Linked DNA regions of Homo sapiens: region 2 is linked to region 1. Evidence: chromatin loops called from intact Hi-C (ENCODE). Cell type or tissue: dorsolateral prefrontal cortex. All regions are shown on one strand. Each heading gives the region's core, and the rest is flanking DNA. Links, peaks and the distances in the headings are about the cores only.

Region 1 (10,056 bases), core at 956-8,955:
TGATTTTGATAGAGAACATTAACTTTGAACTCCAATTAAGTGAAATGTGATCCCCAAAAGAGAATTTTATTTTCCTCATTAGTAGACATGTAAGTACCTACTTAATATCCTGAATTTTGCCTCTTGACCCACAAAACCTAAAATACTTACTATGTCACCCTTTACAGAAAATGTTTGCTTAACCCTTCAGTTAAATGAGAGCCTTCCAGTTCTTCCACAGTGTTAAGATCAAACTGATAATGTGTACGAGTGAGACAGACATACATGAGATTGAAGATAATTTCAGCTTCTTAGCTCTCCTAACCTCTGTAGCGTTTTTTTTTTTTTTTTTTTTTTTTTTTGGAGTGAGAGTCTCCCTCTGTCCCCCAGGCTGGAGTGCAGTGGCACGATCTCCGCTCACTGCAGCCTCTGCCTCCGGGGTTCAAGCGATTCTTGTACTTCAGCCTACTGAGTACCTGGGATTACAGGCATGCACCACCACACCCACCTAATTTTTGTATTTTTAGTAGAGACAGGGTTTCACCACGTTGTCCAGGCTAGTTTTAAACTCCTGGCCTCAAGTGTTCCACCTGCCTCGACCTCCCAGCGTTCTGAGTTTACAGGCGTGAGCTATGGCACCTGGCCCATTTTTAAATAATGTAAAAGTATCCCATTATATTTTCAGCCTTCCCACCAGCCTCACTTCCACTTTAACCAGCAAGACAGTGGAGATTAATCAACTGAAAAAGGAAGATACAATTCACAAGACTTGTATGCTTTCTTGTGCTTGGAATTCCTAATTTTTGCTTGTACTTTTCTGCTATATCAAACCAAAGGAAGTTAATTTTGTTTTTGCTTTTATTGACTTACTAGTATCAAACACCATGTTAAATCTTGAGATCTGAAAAACATATCCAATAAAACTTACTTTCTATAATATATGACAGTATTTCTTTTTGATACTGATTCTTCTAACATAAAATATAACCAACACTTATTTTAAAATATACGGTAGGCTCATTCATAGATATTTGTGGTTAAATGTGTAATATATCTTGTAAGCGAAGAATCCATTCCATTACCAAACAAGGGCAGGTGTAGAAGAGTCTAGGAGCAAAGTTCTGTTTTGCTGAGACTATCATCAAGCAAATTAAGTTGGAAATACCTAAATTGAACATGACACTGCATGAATATAAATCAATATATGACATAAACACCTGTATATATTAATGTCATATATCAATAGTACATTTAGATTGCATTAAAATCATATGTCACTTGATGAGGGTATGTTCTGAGAAATGCATCGTTAGGTGATTTCATCATATGAACATCATAGATGGTACTTAATAAAACCTAGATGGTATAGTCTACAACACACCTAGGCTACATAGTATAGCCTATTGCTTCTGGGCTACAAACCTGTACAGTGGTATTGTACTGAGTACTGTAGGCAGTTTTAACTCAGAGGTAAGTATGTATCTTTTTTTTTTTTTTTTTTTTAAATACATACCTAGCATGTATTTATTCTGGCTTTTGGAGCTTCTGGCCAAACTCATATTCTAGTATGTGGTGTTTTTAACATCCTGTTCAATGTAGGCTTTGTGGGGCATGTCTGACCAATTGTACCTTCACTTACTAGTTCTTTTTTTTTTTTTTTTTTTGAGACAGCATCTCGCTCTGTCACCCAGGCCGGAGTGCAGTGGCATGATCTCGGCTTACTGTAACCTCCACCTCCCAGGTTCAAGTGATTCTCATGCCTCAGCCACTCGAGTAGCTGGGGTTAAAAGTATGCACTGCCACTCCCAGCTAATTTTTGTTATTTTAGGAAAGACGGGGTTTCCCCATGTTGGCCGGGCTGGTCTCAAACTCCTAGCTTCAAAGAGATACCCCCAGCCTCGGCCTCCCAAAGTACTGGGATTACAGGTGTGAGCCACTGCGCCAGGCCCCACTTACTACATTTTTGTAGGTACTCAGGTACATTAACTTATCCAGTTTACCTATGAAAAGTGGGAGAAAGTATCCTTTCATCCCATTGTTCTGTGAGTTGTCAGGGTGCATACAGACCCTGCCATATATGTGAATGTGTTCAGCTCTCTGGAGTCAGTGCCTCCAGTATTTATATATCGAAACATAGAAAAGGTACAATGAAAAGACAGTATTATAATCTTAAGGGACCACCATTGTGTATATAGTCCATTCTAAGCCAAAATGTTATGCAACATGTGACTGTATATGTAATTGAATTTGCATCAGCTCGCTGGTTTAAAGGCATCTGCTCTTCATTGCCAGCTCAGTTCAGCCTTTACCTCTTACACTAAGAAAATGGGGAAGAAATCAAGGTGGGCAAATATTCTACAACCCACTAAGGGACAACATTTGTGACTTTTTTCTTATTTAAATTACTGTTTTTCATGGGAATTTGAATCCAGACATCAAGTGTTTCCTAATAAATTATCTTGGTATACATGATTGATTATGCTTGCCATAAAATTTTTTACATTGTCTGAAACTTTTTAGATTAAACCATATTAATTCAGTAAACATTTTCAGAATTGTTTTTGGACAGTCCCATTTTTCTTTTCTTTTTCTTTTTCTTTTTTATTTTTTTGAGATGGAGGAGTCTTGCTCTGTCGCCCAGGCTGGAGTGCAGTGGCACAATCTCTGCTCACTACAACCTCCACCTCCCGGGTTCAGGCAATTCTCCTGCTTCAGCCTCCGGAGTAGCAGGGATTTACAGGCACATGCCACCCCGCCCGGCTAATTTTTTTGTATTTTTAGTAGAGACGGGGTTTCACCATGTTGCCCAGGCTGGTCTCAAACTCCTGACCTCAGGTGATCCACCCGCCTCGACCTCCCAAAGTGCTGGGATTACAGGTGTGAGGCACTGCGCCCAGCTGGACAGTCTTATATTTAATTAACGTTTAATTTGTGCTTGAAAATTAGGACAACCCATTGTCACTAATTCCTCTTAATAGCAAACTTAAGCATAGATACGGCCCAACTTGCATAATCAGAGCCATATGTCACCCTCTCATCTGTGTTAGCAACTAAGAGAGCCCATTACTATTACTTTTTTTTTTTTTTTTAAGATGGAATCTCACTCTGTTGCCCAGTCTGGAGTGCAGTGGTGCTATCTCGGCTCACTGCAACCTCCACCTCCCAGGTACAAGCGATTCTCGTGCCTCAGCCTCCTGCCTGAGTAGCTGGGACTACAGGCACCCACCACCGCACCTGGCTAATTTTTTGTATTTTTAGTAGAGACGGGGTTTCACCATGTCGGCTGGGCTGGTATCGAACTCCTAACCTCAGGTGGTCTGCCCACCTCGGCTTCCCAAAGTGCTGGGATTACAGGCACGAGCCACCATACCTGGCCACTATCACCTTTTTTAATGAAATAATTCATAATACCAAAAGTATATTTATCTTATAAGCTTATATCTTATACTTTATACCTTTTTTCCTGCCTCTAATAACATTTATCTCATTGTCTGTCAAACCTCCTTCTTCTTGAGGCCCACCCACCACCAATCTGAAAACAAGAGGCAAGTGTTTATTTTTCTTAAAGCAACATAATACTTCAGGAACCAATTTTTGTTTCATTTACAGTTACATTACAAACTACCTCAAAACTTAGTGGCTTACAACAACCATTTTATCTTGCTCATGATTTTATGAGTCAGTAATTTGGGAAGGATTTATCTGGGCAGTTGGCACCGGCTGGGCCTGTAAGATCTGCTTCTATGATAACTTCTTCACTTGCATTTCTGGTTCCTCCGTGCTCCTTGACCTCCGCACATGGATCTGTCATCCTCCAGGGCTTCTCCATAGTTGTCTTACAGTAGTCATATTTTATACTACGTGGTAGTTGGCTTCTAAGAGAAATACCTCAAGAGCAAGTGTTCTGAGAAAGTGGAAGCTAGACATGGGTAGGTAAGGGTTATGCCTAGAACTGGCACAGGATCACTTCAGTATTGTATTCGTCAGAGCCATGATAGGACCCACCTGAGTTGAAGGGAATGGGGAAATAGGCTGTACCTAAACTTGATACTGACGAGGTCACATTGCAGAAGAACATGTGGATGGGAGATATTGTTGCCATCTTTGGAAAATACAAATTGTCACACATTTACTGTCCTTTGATAATGCTTTTCCCCAGTATTTAAATAGCTATGTATTATTTAGTGTCTCTTAAAACTTGTTTCCAATTTTTGTAGCTATAGTTAATGCTATTCAACATGTGATAGTTGTTTAATTGGTTCTCTTTTATTTGAATTACAAGATTTTTATTTGAAACATATGAAGTGTTATGATTTGGTATTAGCTGCCCATTTCATCAGTGATCCTTGAGATACTGGTAGTGACTCTAAAACAACCAATTTTTTATTTTTTTATTTTTGAGACAGGGTCTCACCCTGTTCCCCAGGCTGGAGTGCACTGAAATCATCTCGACTCACTGCAACTTCCACCTCCCTGGTTCGTTCAAGCGATCCTCTCACCTTAGCCTCCTGAGTAGCTGGGACTACAGGCACACAGCACCACACCTGGCTAATTTTTGTATTTTTTTGTAGAGACGAGGTTTAGCTGTGTTGCCCATGCTGGTCTTGAACGTCTGGCCTTAAGCAGTCTACCCGCCTTGGCCTCCCAAAATGTCCACGCCCAACCTGGGCCAATTCTTAAAGTTTTGTTGTTCCTACTGTGAAACTGTTAGTTGTCTTTGCTTGTTTGTTTGTTTTGTTTTTGAGACCGAGTCTCGCTCTGTCGCCCAGGCAGGAGTGCAGTGGCTTTATCTTGGCTCACTGCAACCTCTGCCTCCCGGGTTCCAGTGATTCTCCTTCCTCAGCCTTCTGAGTAGTGGGATTACAGGTGACCACCACCATGCCCAACTAATTTTTGTATTTTTAGTAGAGATAGGGTTTCGCCATATAGGCCAGGCTGTTCTCAAACTCCTTACCTCAAGTGATACACGTGCCTCGGCTTCCCAGAATGCTGGGATTACAGGCATGAGCCACTGTGTCCGGCCGAAACTGTTTGTTCTAACAGCACTCTTTTGTGGGGGTTTTTTCCCAAATTCCAATTGTATGATTATGTCGTTTTAAAAGTTGAACACTAGGTGGCAGTATTATTGTATTTAGATAATCAGTTCATGAATTTGACCTTGTACATTGCCCATAAATTGATTTTTATAATCAGTAAAGTATTAGCTTAGTAACCTGCCATAATTGCTATTAAAACATAAAATTGGTCTATCATGACTTTATAAATTATTTCACAATGAGGAGTTGTTTGAAACTAGTAGTAGTATTTCTAGTTAAAGCCACTTTTTTGTGTACCATTTAAATCTAAATTATTTGATTGTATGTAAAAGCAACGTAAGGAAAATACTGGAAAATAGCTTAGGTATATTTGAAAGAGAGAAATGAGTCCATTTGACCTCTCCCTTCTACTAAACTCATTCTGCATATTGTTTATACCAGCGAATCTGAAATATGAATATATAAATGGGCATTAAGAGTCAGCTGGGGAATGTGCTTAAAAAGATTCTAGGCTCCATTCCCAGAAATTCTAATGTAGGTCATACATTGGTAACATATTGAGGAACACAAATCTGTACTACTTTATAATTTACCACATTCTTTTGGATTTTCTGTACGTTTAGATTTTTTATCTTCATATTTTCCATGTCTTCACACCTACACTGCAAACTCCTTTGGGGCATATATTTTATAATTGTGTGTCTCCATTGCTCCTAGTATAGCTAGAAGTCAGTGTCTCTAGAATTGAGGGTTGGCTTTACTAATTAGTAAGCTGTGTAACTATAGTTACATACTTTGTTCAAGCTTAATTTGTTTCATCTGTAAAATCTTTTTTCCTCACCCATGAAAGACAGATACATCTCAGAATTGCTGAGTCAGATGAAATAATGTATAAAATATATAGTGTAATTTTAGTATAAGATTTCACTGATACATATTGTGGAGATACAAGTGCTTTTTTTTGAGACAGGGTCTCGCTCTGTTGCCCAGGCTAGTGGCATGATTATGGCTCACCGCAACCTTGACCTCTCAGGCTCAGGTAGCCTCCTGCCTCAGTTTCCCAAGTAGCTGTCGCCACGGGCTCAAACCACCACCCTCAGCTAATTTTTTAAAAAATTATTAATATTTGTAGAGACAGCATCTCCCTGTGTTGCCCAGGCTGATCTCGAACTCCTGGGCTCAAGCAATCCTCCTGCTCCAGACTCCACAGTGCTAGAACAGGCATGAGCACTGTGTTCGGCTTCCCCCTTGTTTTTTTTTAACCTTGTAGAAAAAGAGGGTGATTCTAAGTGTGAGATGCCACATTTCATAGCATGTCAGTTGCAACATATCTTTGAGTGATTGCTGTGGGTCTGGTATATTTAATGCTCCAATTATAGTATGTTAAAGATTATTGGGTTACCCTCTTTCAGTTAGCATTAACAGTGTTTCCTAAAGGAAAAAATCAGGTTTCATTTAATATGGCCAAGTTAAGTTTTTAAAATAAACGTATTTGTATTCACTTACAAGTTATTTCTTTGGCATCCCTTGTAAGCCGTTAGACACAGCCTTCTTGCCTAATACAGCTTTTAATTTGGGTGCAGTTTTTCTCTTAAACATCAAAAAATTACTCATTAACTGCTTGAGTAGCAGACTGCCCTTTGAGCTGGTTTGTTTCCATTTTACAGAAGGGGAAACTGAGACTCAGAGTGCTTAGGTAACTAGCTCAAGATTCCCATCTTCTGAGTGACAGAGCCACATAAATCCAGGTCTATGGGACTTAAAAACCTTTTTTTACCATATGTCTCAGTTAAGCACTGTGCTGGTTGGTCACTGAGAGTGATAGAAAGATGAGAATGCTGTAAGCAAACCCTGGAGCAACTCTTTGGATAGTGTATGAAAGAGAGTAGGGTAACTTAATACAGTATCCGCGGTAAAAGCTACATTACAGATCTTCCGAGTATGGTGACATCCTGAAGATAGTACTGTTGAATTTCGAGTGAAGCATAGTTTTTAAGAATGAGTAAGGATTTATGGAGAGAAAATGATTCCAAGTAAAGAGAAAAAGAAACCTATGCCATAGGATAGAAGCCTAAACAGTAGTAGTGAGTGAGTGGCCAAATTTATTGTGGCCAAATTTAGGATACACCTTCAACCAGTGCATCAGCTCCTCATCTTAGATGCTGCTGCTCCTATCGACCTACTTGTATTTGAGGAAAATTGAAATGTAATAAGATATCCAGGGATGGAGCTTACAATGTATTTTCCTCACTATTTTCCACTATCACCTTGAACAGTTTTCTTTACGGTCTAAACATCAGGGGCAAAGTAGGCTTTTATGGGCTGGTCTGGGAAATAAACTGTGATATGCTTTGTTTCTAGGAGATAATTCATGTTGAGTTCCTACTCAATTTATGGCAACATAAACTGTGATTTAGAGACTGGTGATTTAGAGACTTGCTGTATTATTAATAGTATTTCTTTATAAAGTATCTCTTGGTCAGCATTCTCTTCAAAATTGTCTAATGCAAAATTTCAGTAAGAATGTATAGTGACCCTAGACTAAAAATTAGGATTATTTGACATGTCATGAGAAGGAATGGTAGAAAGGATTATATGACCACAGAAAGTGTGGAAGCTAATGATACATTTCATCATCAACATTAGACTGTTTACAGCATGTTGACTTAAAATAGTTTTCCAAAGTACCTTGGATTTTTTTTTTTTACTTTAAATGTAAAAATATTTGATGTTTAGAGTTTGTCCACGTTGAATAATAATACGTTCAGATTCTTGAACTTTTAGACTTACCAGCACATTTAACAACATACGTAGTTTGTAAACTAAATGAGCCTGTGAAGACAAGTAATTTGGGTTTATTCTGAGACTTCTACTTCTGAATTCTCTACTACAGGTTGTATGCCACAGTGATTAAGATTAGTTTCCAGGAAGACAGCAGAAAGAATTGAAATTCTGGGAAATTCCTCTTCATGTTCCTGTTTTTAAAAATTCCTTTCTGAGGAGCCAGGGGCTTGTGCCGTAATCCTGATAACTCAGGAGGCTGAGGCGGGAGGATCACTTGGGGCCAGGAGTTCAAGACCAGCCTAGGCAATGTAGTGAGACGGTGTCTGTAAAAAAAAAAAAAAAAAAAAAAAAAAAATTTAATTAGCTGTGTGTGGTGGCGCAAGCCTATAGTCCTAGCTACTTGGGGGAATTAGTTCCCCCAAGTAGCTAGGGAGAATTGTTTGAGCCCAGGAGTTTGAGGCTGCAGTGATATGATTGTGTCACTGCACTCTAGCCTGGGTGACAGATCAAGACCCCACCTCCAAAAAATAAAACAAAATTTTAAATTCCTTTATTAAATTGCAATAAGAAATAAGAAGCAAAAACACTCTTAAGAGTCTAGGTCAGGCTAGAAAATCAGACCCTCCTCAGTATTTACTTCCTGGCTGCTTTTGGTGTGTTGCAATTTCCCCTGCACGATAAGCCCTTCTGGTTTTCACATTGCGCTATGAAATACCTTTGGTTGGATTTCCAGTTGCTTGCATAGTAAAGAGGATAAATGTCTGTTTAATTTGTCTTTGTTTGCGATTCCCTTCAGAATATGAGGCAGAGTACCCTGATTTTTCTGGACATTCTTTCTCACTTCTCCTCTCCCCCATCCTATTATTTCTTACAGCTGAGACTGCTGGTTATTTGCCAACATCCATTTCCCCATTCTTTCATTAGTAAGAGTCCCTGAGTTTTACATGGGCATGTATGTGGCTGCTCACCTAGACCCTATTTCCCAGTTTCCCTTGTAGCTAGGTACGCCATGTGGTTAAGTTCTGACCAGTGGGTTTGTAAGTATTAGAAGAGATGTGTACAACTCTAGTTTATGTCATAAGAAAAGATGTATCCTTACTTTTTTTCCTTCCCGATGGCTAGAATGCAGACATGATAAAGGAAATTACCAACAGCTGTCCCGTGCTACAAAATGCAAGCCATAGTAAGGATAACTTATCAAAAAGATAGAAGGAGCTTGGGTCATACTAGCCTAGGACTGTTAAGTATGGACTGTTAACATGAGAAACTTCTATCTTGTTTAAGTCACTACTATTTTTTATTTAATTATAGCAACCCTACCTGTATGTCCTTCCTTAAAAACTTCTGGAATCCTGGCCAGGCGTGGTGGCTCACACCCATAATCCCAGCAATTTGGGAGGCCGAGGCAGGCAGATCACGAGGTCAGGAGTTTGAGACCAGCCTGACCAACATGTTGAAACCTCGTCTCTACTAAAAATACAAAAATTAGCTGGGCATTAGCCTGGCGTGGTGGTGCGCGCCTGTTATCCCAGCTACTTAGAAGGCTGAGAAAGGAGAATCACTTGAACTTGGGAGGTGGAGGTTGCAGTGAGTCGAGATAGTGCCACTGCCCTCCAGCCTGGGCGACACAGCGAGACTCTGTCTCAAAAAAAAAAAAAAAAAAAAAAAAACTTAATGGAATCCTGTGGGAAGTTTCTCTTGTTTGGGTCATCTATTAGTCTGCTGGGGACTGTGCTAATGCCCATAAAGACTGAGAGTACTGGTGTTAGTGATGTTGGAAGATTATCTGGATTGGATTGACAATTCTTTATTATAGGATGAATAAACTTAAAAATCAATATGAGGCTTATGAATATAAAACTGTAATAAAGAGAAACAGGGATCCTATGGACTTAGCAGAAAACTGTGCCCCTAATATAGTTTAATTACTCAGAGAAAGTTACAGAAACCAATGTGATCAGTGCGCTAAAGGGTCTATTATTGAAATATTATGGAAGATTTCTATTAAATGTCAGAAAAAAGTAACACAGCACAAGGAGACAAACACAATAAAACTGGTTTTTAGGTGGTAATTAGCAGACTTAACACTCTAAAAAACTAAATCAGTAAAGCAGAGAACAAACCTGAGATACACCCACAGTGTGCAAGAAGACAAGATATCTGTTAAGTTAGTAAGACAAGGTACCCATTGTGGTACTACTTGAAGATCCAGGTGAATAAGATAAAAGAGAATAAAACTTTACATTCCTAGCAGAAG
Region 2 (10,056 bases), core at 1,413-9,412, 77 kb after region 1:
GAGCTTGAGGGCTGAAGGTGCCAGAATGATTTACTGTAGGAATAGCTCTTCTTACTAGCCTTCCCCAAGTGGCAATATTAATATTCATTTGAGGAGCTCTGAGAAATGTTTTGCCTGTAGATGTTGAAAAAAACAAAAACAGCAAGTAATTTCTTTATGTATAACCAAAAGTCATAATTTAAAAATTCTTATCCATTAGTTTATAATCTACGAAGAACAAACAAAATTTGTCACTTAAAAAAACTAGTTTTTTACTATTTGCTAGTAAAGGCTAATGCAAAATAGCATACGTAGTTTTAAAAATAAATAGGTAAGAAATTGTTTTTTTCTCTTTAAGTCTAGTAGTAAGGTTTTAAAAATAAATCTTATCTTTTAGATATAAATTATAATAATTATGAATACATCAATATGATGTCTGGGTTTGCTTCAAATTTGAGAAAGTAGTGAGAGGATGGCATATGGATAAAATAAAATTGGCCATGAGTTGATTATTGTTGAAGCCGGGTGACTGTACATTTCACTAGTCTCTCCACTTATGGATACATTTAAAATATTCCTTAATAAGAAGTTAGAAATAAATGAATAAACAACAACAAAAAAACCCACACAGATGGCTATTACTTTTTAAATGGTAATTAGATTGTTTAAGAAAATATCAAAATGCTATGCATTTGATTGTTAGTAATTACCTTGTTGCTTTGAAAAAATTTTCTTTTGTCTTTGAAGTTTTGGTCTTCTTTCAATAACTGGATTAAAAAAGGTAACCTGCAGTGAAGAAAATTCAAGTTGACATGAAAATAGCATGGTTCATGAAATCTACTAAATTTATAAAATTTTAAAGCTTAAGAGAATCTTAGTTACAGTTTAGTCCAGCCCCTCATTTTCTACATGAGAAAACAGACATAGGAAGAATAATTGATTTGTCTCAAAGTCACATACCTATTCAGTGGCATAGCTCAGCCAAGAACTCAAGTCATCTGTCTTTCAGCCTAACACTCTTTCTACTTCTATATTATGCTGCCTACATATGTAATTTCAATTGTAGTTATGCACATTTAATAAAATACATTTATTACCTCTGCAAATAAAGTACCCTGTGGTTCCAAATAGAGACACATGCCATGCCGTTGGTTGTCTAAAAAATCTTCTAACCTCAGAAATTTTACAGCACACAGAGACCGCCAATCACGCCAATAAACTGAAATTTCCAGTTCACGTGACTAGGATAATTAAAAAAAATAATAAAGAAAACAGAAAAGACATCATTGGACACACACTTGAATAAAATATCACAAAAAATATGAAATACAAATACAATAAACAAAAATTACACACACAAAGGTCACACTGTTTTAAAGAGGTTTGTAACATTTCTCAACTGTATAGTACTTTATCAAACTTACACATTTTAATTCAAAGAAACAAAACTTACATTGTGACATTTTCCAGCTAAGGTATTCCTAAAGTATACTTAAAGAATACACAACTGGGAACAACCAATACAGATGAATAACCACCGAAACTCCTTCTCTTAGAGCTTCAATCTTTCAGATTTCCCTCCTCTATTTGCCATCATGTGCTATGTTACTACCCCAATGCTTGCTTCAAATAACTCATTTGAAACCTTTGTATTTATTTGTCTCATTGCTAAGCCAGAAAAAGTTCTGCAAATAGCATTTATTCTGTACTCACAATGTGCCACATATTGTGCTAATAAGCACTTTAAGAATATTAGGTCATTTAATTTTCAAAAGAATACCACTGGGTAGCAAGACCCATTCTGCGTACGAAAGGAAGAAAGGGGAAATTCAGACCAAGCTTTATACAGAAAGATATTCATTTATTATAACAATAAAACATAATTTAAAAAGCAAATTAGCAAGAATTTGAATGTTCAAAAACCAGGGACAAGTTAATTATACCAAAGCCGTATGAGAGAATACACAGTAGACACTGAAAATAATGCTTATGTGGCGAAATATATTTAAGGTTTTAATAACCAGTGTTTAAATGCACCTGTAGAACATAGTTCCTAAGCTGTGGCCAAACCATATACTGACCTCTACCTATATGTTTTAACGTATATACATTTTAATCATAAAGTACTGGACTTTTCTATTATTTTGTTTTTCAGGCTTCTGTACACCATCCACAAAAAGAGATAAATGTTTCTCCTTTTAAGGCTCTACAAAGCAATAAATTACTTATTTTATATAACAAATTTCAATTTATAAACTTATGCATTTCATTATGTAACGTTTTGGTATAAACAGTAAAAAAAAATCTATTGACCTTAAATTATATATCTAGTTGATGTTAATGAACACGAAAAACACTTATAAAAAATGCAACATGAAAAGAATCAAAATACAATGTGCCAGAGGGTTTCACAGTCAAACAGGAAAAGAATTAGAAAAATACGTCTATGGCAGTGAGAATGTGATCTCAGGGCCTTCCACCTCATTTCTTCTCTCTGACTCATAATTAATATGGGAGAGAACTGTCATGAAAGAAGTATGAGGAGAATATAATTAAGACTAGCAAATGGCATATAGAAGGGATGGGGTACTAAGGCTATAATATTCTATTGAAGTTAAAAGTGTTAAGTATTTTGGAAGCAGTTATTTTGTGAAATAAACTGGAGGAAGAATCATGTCAGGATTGGTAATTTAGACTCCATTTTTTTAGATTGGAGGAAGAGAGGTCTACTTTCTCCTGCTTTCTTCCACTGTTACAAGGAAGACTTGTTATGCATCAGGAAGATGCAAGATGCACATACGCTAGAGACAGAATTAATACTTGTTAAAAGTTCTTATTACACTTTTACACTGGCTAAAATGGTAAGATTTTGTCTTATTGTGAATAAGAGAAGGTCCAATCACCTCATTTGCTATTTATTCCAGCCAGTCTGGTAAAACTAACATATTGACTAATTTCTCTTTCCTCTGTCTCTTCATTCCATGCTTCAAACTAAAGTACATTATAGGCTGGGCAAGGTGGCTCATGCCTGTAATCCCAGCACTTTGGGACGTTGACGTGGGTGAATCACTTGAGGTCAGGAGTTCGAGACTAGCAACGGCCAACATGGTGAAACCCCATTTCTACTAAAAATACAAAAGTTAGCCGGGCGTGGTGCACGCACCTGTGGTCCCAGCTACTTGGGAGGCTAAGGCATGAGAATCACTTAAACCCAGGAGGTGGAGGTTGCAGTGAGCCAAGATCATGCCACTACACTCCAGCCTGGGCAACAGAGCGAGACCCTGTCTCAAAAAAAAAAAAAAATTAAAATTTATAAAGTATGTTACAGATCTGAGATTTGGGATAAGTCACCTCACAGACCTTAAGCTAGCTTTCCTAGAATTCTATACTCTACATTAAAGTTTTATGTAGAAAGTAGAAAAGTTCCTCTTCAAAGCTCATCTTGATTTAAAAATAAAATAAAAGACACTAGGAATAATAGCTCCTTACTCTAAAGCCTCCTATCAACTATCAGTTCTTACGCTTTAGCCCAGTTAGTTGCTTTGGCTTACTCAAGCATGTCTGGACAGGCCCAGGCAAGTCTTAGCTCACAGCTTATGCCCCTTCCTTATTTGGAAATGTTGTTGCTTCCTTAAACCTTTCATAAGCAACTTCCTCTTCCTCTTTGTTCTCCTTTGCATTTACCTATTTAGGAAAGTTTTAGGTTATTAGCAAATCAGTAATCAGTTTAAGACTGTGAGGTCCAGCTCCAGCCAATGGATGCAGGACACAGCAGTAAGGACAACCCAAATGCATAAGGGATATATATGTCTGCTTTTCCTTTGTTCAGGTGTGCTCTCGCGATTGTTCCATTTGCGAGGGGCACGCTTTCTGCAGAAAGTAAAGATTGCCTTGCTGAGAGATCCTTTGTCTCCGTGCTGACTTTTCTTCACGGCACCGATTATCTGTTTCTAACATTTTACATATAAAGCTCTTCATTTTTTGTTACTTTGCACTGTTCCCAGTGAGCGTTACTTTCTTCACAACATAAGTGGGAGGGTGGGGCTGTGATCTAGAGATATTTTATGTTAGTACTCCACCACTTGTGTTCAATCCCACTTTAAATCCTAACATCCAGCATGGTTTGAATAAGTAAAACAGTCACATGGTATCTGAAAAACAAGGTACCATACAGATAGACTGAAGCTTCTGCATAAGAAGATGTCACTAATGTTTACCATTTATTTTTTATTATTTTTTGTTTTTTGAGATGGGGTTTCACTCTTATTGCCCAGGCTGGAGTGCAATGGTGCAATCTCAGCTCACTGCAACCTCTGCCTCCCAGGTTCAAGTGATTCTCCTGCCTCAGCCTCCTGAGTAGCTGAGATTACAGGCACCCACCACCACACATGGCTAATTTTTGTATTTTTAATAGAGATGGGGTTTTGCCATGTTGGCTAGGCTGGTCTCGAACTCCTGACCTCAGGTGATCCACCCGTCTTGGCTCCCCCAAAGTGCTGAGATTACAGTCGTGAGCCACTGTGCCTGGCCCAATGTTTAGAATTTAAAATGCAAGTGTGATTGCTGGTACGCCGGCAATTTTCTAGATGAAGCAGGTCAGTTACACAAGGCAAGGGCATGCTGTTAGATAATTTCAAACTCTAGGAGCAACGATATTCTAGACGGAGTAAAACTACCACCAAAAAAAGCTGAGCAGTACAAGTTGAGATAGGTACTGTCCCAACTTGTGTTTCAGTTTGTCTTATTATGAATTGAATCTAGAATCAAAGAGAAAACTGCTTGGTAGACTTAAAGAATCTGCATGTCTTATCTGAAGTCTAAGATCTGAAAGTAAACAAAAAAGGTAAGAGACACTGCATCAGCCTTATGTGTGGTAGAAAGCAACAAATTAAAACATGTATTGCAATTGAAAAAAGAACAGTACACATCTATCATAAAAGAATTAGCACAAAGAATGCTGAGGTTCTCGAAGTGTTCACTGAGGAGCCCTGGGGTGCCAGAGAGTATTTTCACTTTTCATAGGGAACACAGCGACATCTATGGGACACTGTGAGAACTACTAGCGAAAGGTAGTTCATAGTTTCAACATTAGAATATTCCATATTCCTTCTGGTGATGTCATAAACCCATCTTTGCTAAGGTGGGTTTTCAACAATAAAAAGCAACTTCCTATGAAGAATCACTGTGGAAGAAGACATGAGAGTGCAGTTATCCTTATGATCCCAAGATGTGGGAAGTTATATAGTGTACAACAGGCAGACATGTCCCATTAGTTAATTGTAATCATGTACTAATGGAATAAAAATATTACGTTTTCTCTCAGTATTTGTATTTTTCAAAAACTCCTGTTTTAAGACTTAAAATACTAACTAGTAAGCACTTCTTAATAAATGGAACTGTTGGGTATTTCTTTAGGTCTAGGGACACACTGCAGAAACATTACAAGGACACTGAGGACACTGAATTGAGAAAGTCTGGAAACTTTGATAGAAGTGGAGAGCTGGGCTCCACTGCTGAAATGAAAAGGGCAAAAGAAGAAAATGAGAACCAGGCTCCACCGCCAAAAAGAAAAGAAAGGTCAAAAAAGCTTTCTGTTGCCACTAAAAAACAGAATAAACTCAATACCTGGAAAATTCAAGAGCTGAGGAAAGATGAGATTTCTGCAAACGTGTACACGAGCGATGATATTGGTCTTCAATGTGCCTCTGAGGACAACATAGGCTTTGGAAATTTATCAGTGAGGGTCCTAGCAGCATGCAGATAGTACACTGAAAGAGTTTAACTAAAGAGAGTTTTTTAAATTGGCTACTTATGGAGATGTGATTAAAGTTAAACCAACAAGGAATGAAAAGAATCTGAGGACAAGCAACAGTAGAAATCCATTATCACTCTTAGCCTGAAGGGGCAAGAGGAACTTAAATCATTGCCAGAATCTGATTTAGACTAAATCTTAAAAAAGGAACTACCCGACAGGAGTTGGTGGCCATAGATGAATGCTGTTGTGAAAAGCAAGGCAAGGCAAGGAAGGAGAAAGGGAAATACACACTGCGACTTTCCTTTCCTCCTAGCTCTTGGATCTCTTAACAGTGTCTCTCATTGTAAGTCAGAGCCAAGTAATTCAAGTGAACTTTGTAGTCATCAGCCCAAAAACAGGGTAGGACAGGGAAGGAAGGACAATGGAATCCACTGGGGAAAAACAGAAAACCACCACCTCAAGAAACAATAATATATGTTTTCAGTTCAGCAGTCCAATGAGAGTGATTCTCCAGCTGGAACAAATGTGACAAAAAGAGGGAAACTTTGGGATCATATGGGAGGATGAGAAATACAGAGACAACAGTAGGAGACAGAGATAATGGAGACTATTAAGGCCATGATCTTGGCAGGAAAAGTCGGCCTGCTATAGATGTGGGTTACTGCCTCTGCTCCCTTTATAGGAAAGACAAAAACAACTATGATAGAAACTGCTATGCTCTATCAACTATGCACAACTGCTTCCTATGTCAATCCACATCATATAAAAAGTTCCAAAGACTCCTAATTATTCCAAACCTATTGTATACTTTTCTGCCTCCATGTCTTTACATATATAGCTTCTATTTCTAATCTTATATCTTATTCTCCAACTCAAACCTATATTGTTACATAAGATTTTCCTACTATTCTTTCCCCCATACCAGTCCAAATTCTCCTCATCAAGGGCAAGTTAAACATCCATCTCTTCTACAAAGGCATCCTTTAAATCCAGCCCACATTTTTTCCCCAAGGTTTTTTGAACGCAGCTATCTTTTTATGTATCCTTGTAGGAACTTATGTTCTCAAATCTGAGGACTCATGGTTGTCATCATTCTGGAAGTTACTGGCTATTATTCCTTCAGATGTGGCCTCTGCCCCATTCCTTCTAATCCTTCCTTCTGGAACTCCACTCCGTGTGTTAGTCATTCTTAGTTTATCCTTCATGTCTCTTAATCTTTCTTTCATATTTTTCATCTCTTAATCTTTTTGTGTTGTATTCTGGGCAACTTCTTTAGCACTTTCAGGCCACTAACTCTCTCTTCTTTTCTTTAACATATCCTCTTAGTTTTCCATTTCAGAAGTTATATTTCCTATTTTTTAGTTCTACTTGGTTCTCTTTGTCATCAGCACCAACAATTTATCAATAATGGTCAATAATGTTTCATCTCCACGTTTCCCCCATAATTATTTGAAGCAAATTTCAGACATCTAAAATTTCATTTTATTTATTTATTTTAAAACTCTGCTTAGTCTTTTTGGCTCATCACCTATCCTTTGCTCATGTTTTCAAACTCTTCTATTCTTTAAATACTATAATCATTTAAATATTTAAACACAAACTTTAAAATATTTTATATTATATATTTAATAATCCCATTATCTGCTTCTGCTTGGTCATGGTGGCTATATCCTCATGTATTTTAAAATTTTGTATGCAAGCTCATGTTGGTAGAATTATTATTCCCCTAAGCTTCTGAAATACAATTTAATAGTTTTTTATTTTGTCTCAAACAATTTATTTTTAACCTACCAGGCCTTAGGGTCCTTTATGGAAGGAATACCTCTGGTGCTTTTGCATTCTTTGGCATTTCTTTTTAAAAATTCTTCTTAAAATTTCACTAATTTTAAAAATTGTTTTCTTTTTTGTGTGCATTTATTTATAGAATAGAGATGAAGTCTTGCTGTGTTGCCCAGGCTAGTCTCAAACCATTCTCCCATGTCAGCCTCCCAAAGTGCTGGGATTACAGGCATGAACCACTGTGCCTGGTCTCTATTACATTTCTCACAGTGCTAAATGGAGGCCTTGAGTATTAATTTACAGATCAGAGAGGTAAGAAAAAGCTAAAATGTCTACACTATGTTGTAGAGCAGTGATTTCCTAATAACAAGTGAGGCACAGATAATTAAATCAGATTCAGTTGTGTGGAGCGAGATGAGAGTAGGTAAGGAAGACATTCTCTCTCTTTTTTTTTTTTTTTTGAGACGGAGTCTCTGTCGCCAGGCTGGAGCGCAGTGGCGCAATCTCCGCTCACTGCAACTTCTGCCTCCCAGATTCAAGAGATTCTCCTGCCTCAGCCTCCTGAGTAGCTGGGACTACAGGTGTGCACCACCACATCCAGCTAATTTTTGTATATTTAGTAGAGACAGGGTTTCACCATGTTGGCAAGGATGGTCTTGATCTCTTGACCTCGTGATCCGCCCACCTGAGCCTCCCAAAGTGCTGGGATTATAGGCATGAGCCACTGCACCTGGAAGACATTTTCTTTCTTTTTTTTTTTTTTAAGATAGAGTTTTGCTCTTGTTGCCCAGGCTGGAGTGCAATGGTGCAACCTCAGCTCACCGCAACCTCCGCCTCCCAGGTTCAAGTGATTCTCCTGCCTCAGCCTCCTGAGTAGCTAGGATTACAGGCGCTTGCCACCACACATGGCTGATTTTTGGATTTTTAGTAGAGATGGGGTTTCACCATGTTGGCCAGGCTGGTCTTGAACTCCTGACCTCAGGTGATCCGCCCGCCTCAGCCTCTCAAAGTGCTGGGATTACAGGCGTGAGCCACTGTGCCTGGCCCTGACATTTTCAAATTTATACCTGCCCTCCCTTCTCAGATTCTGACCTGTATCTATTTGGGAATCACTGTATTGACTAGAGTGTGTTGTATTCTTTGGGTATGCTGCAGCAAAAAAAAAAAAAAAGGTTGAGCAAACCTCCTTTTCAGTTTTAATTATTTTCATTCATCCCATTAATACTTAGTGAATATGTATACTAAGTGTCTTCTGTGATAGAGATACAAAGATAAGTAACATATGGTCCTGCTCTCAAATAGTTCACAGTTTTGCTTTGGAAGACGGAAATTCTGGGAGACAGAAATGTAAATCAATACTGGCAATACAGTGGCATATACAATATGCACAATGACACAAAACAGAGAGCTGACCAATTTTTTTGTAAGGGAAAGGTAGTAGGAAGATCAAAAAATATCATAATTGCTCAAATTGGGTTTTGAGAGCTATATCTAAAGATTAAAGGAGAGGACAAAGTCATCAGAGGGGAAAAAACATACAAAGGTAAGGAAGTATATAGTACATCATAGGGATAGGAAACAGTTTCATATAGTTAAAGCCTAGAATATAAGTAGAAATGCTGTGAGAAATAAGAATGAAAACATGGGCAGAGATAAGTCATGAGGAGCTTAGCATGACTTGGAGTAGAATTTGGTCTTTAACTTGAAGTTACAGGCTGGTACTAAAGGGTTTCGGTGTAAGGAGGGGTAGGGATTGGATCACATCAGGCAGTACAGGCTGAGTATCCCTAACCTGAAAAGCTACAAAATCTGAAACTTTCTGAGCACAAATATGACAATGAAAGGCAATGCTCATTGGAGGATTTGGGATTTCAAATTTTTCAGATGCTCAATCAGTTTGCATTTTTAAATGCAAAGATTCTAAGATCTGAAAAAAAATTTGGAATCTAAAATACTTCTGGTCCCAAGTATTTCAGATAAAGGATATTCAACCTGTATAGTTGCTAAAAAGAAAAGCACTGGGATCAAACTGCCTTGCGTATGCATGCACACTCAATAAATGTTTGTAGAACAAATAGGTTAAATCTTAATCCCACACCACTTAGTAGTTCTGTGACCGTGAGCAAGTTATTTAACTTTGCTGGGTCTCAGATTGCTCACCTGTAAAATATGTGTTAATGGTATCAACCTTGCAGCGCTGTGTGAGAATTAAAGGAGTTAATACAACTCCAGTACATAAGTCAATCTCAATATGTCGCCTTTTATTATTATTGTGATATGCAATGAAGAAAATCTACACTGCCAAAAGGATAGACTAGAAATAGAGACAAGTTTGCTAACTCTAATGAAGAACAAAAGCCGTGGCTTCAGACAGACTTGACTTTGGTGAGAGATGCTTGTGTTGATTACTGGCTCCACCACTTTCTAGCTGTGTGGCCTGAGAAAACTAACTGAAACTCCTGGAACCTCAGTACTCTCTAAAATAGAAATAATTGTATGTATATCATAAGATTATTGTGAGGATTAAATTAGACACTATACAT

Evidence for each region. A loop is a pair of places that touch in the nucleus more often than their neighbours do. Peaks named below come from ENCODE experiments on the same cell type or tissue, not always from the same donor. Only the 100,000 strongest peaks of a DNase experiment are listed, where the experiment ranks them.
Region 2: a loop joins it to region 1, with 4 times the contacts of the local background. A loop is called at or near these places in 29 of 110 quality-filtered maps.

The regions. Positions count from the first base shown.
Region 1 is chr1:88,872,596-88,882,651 of GRCh38, reverse strand. The region is part of intron 2 of GTF2B (general transcription factor IIB); the gene reads left to right. Among named protein-coding and RNA genes, the nearest start is that of GTF2B, 14 kb to the left of the region's middle. In dorsolateral prefrontal cortex, for the core only: a CTCF peak has its summit at 5,099 (motif pointing right); no DNase peak of the experiment used is centred there; H3K27ac peaks cover 785 bases.
Region 2 is chr1:88,795,555-88,805,610 of GRCh38, reverse strand. It overlaps PKN2 (protein kinase N2), which reads right to left. Exons shown (of 22, transcript NM_006256.4): 9 at 1,077-1,220; 10 at 690-765; 11 at 1-114. It overlaps LOC124904214 (a long non-coding RNA gene), which reads right to left. Exons shown (of 2, transcript XR_007066211.1): 2 at 1,820-10,056. Among named protein-coding and RNA genes, the nearest start is that of GTF2B, 91 kb to the left of the region's middle. RefSeq lists enhancers at 3,479-3,588, 2,697-3,896. In dorsolateral prefrontal cortex, for the core only: CTCF peaks have their summits at 4,827 and 5,030; no DNase peak of the experiment used is centred there.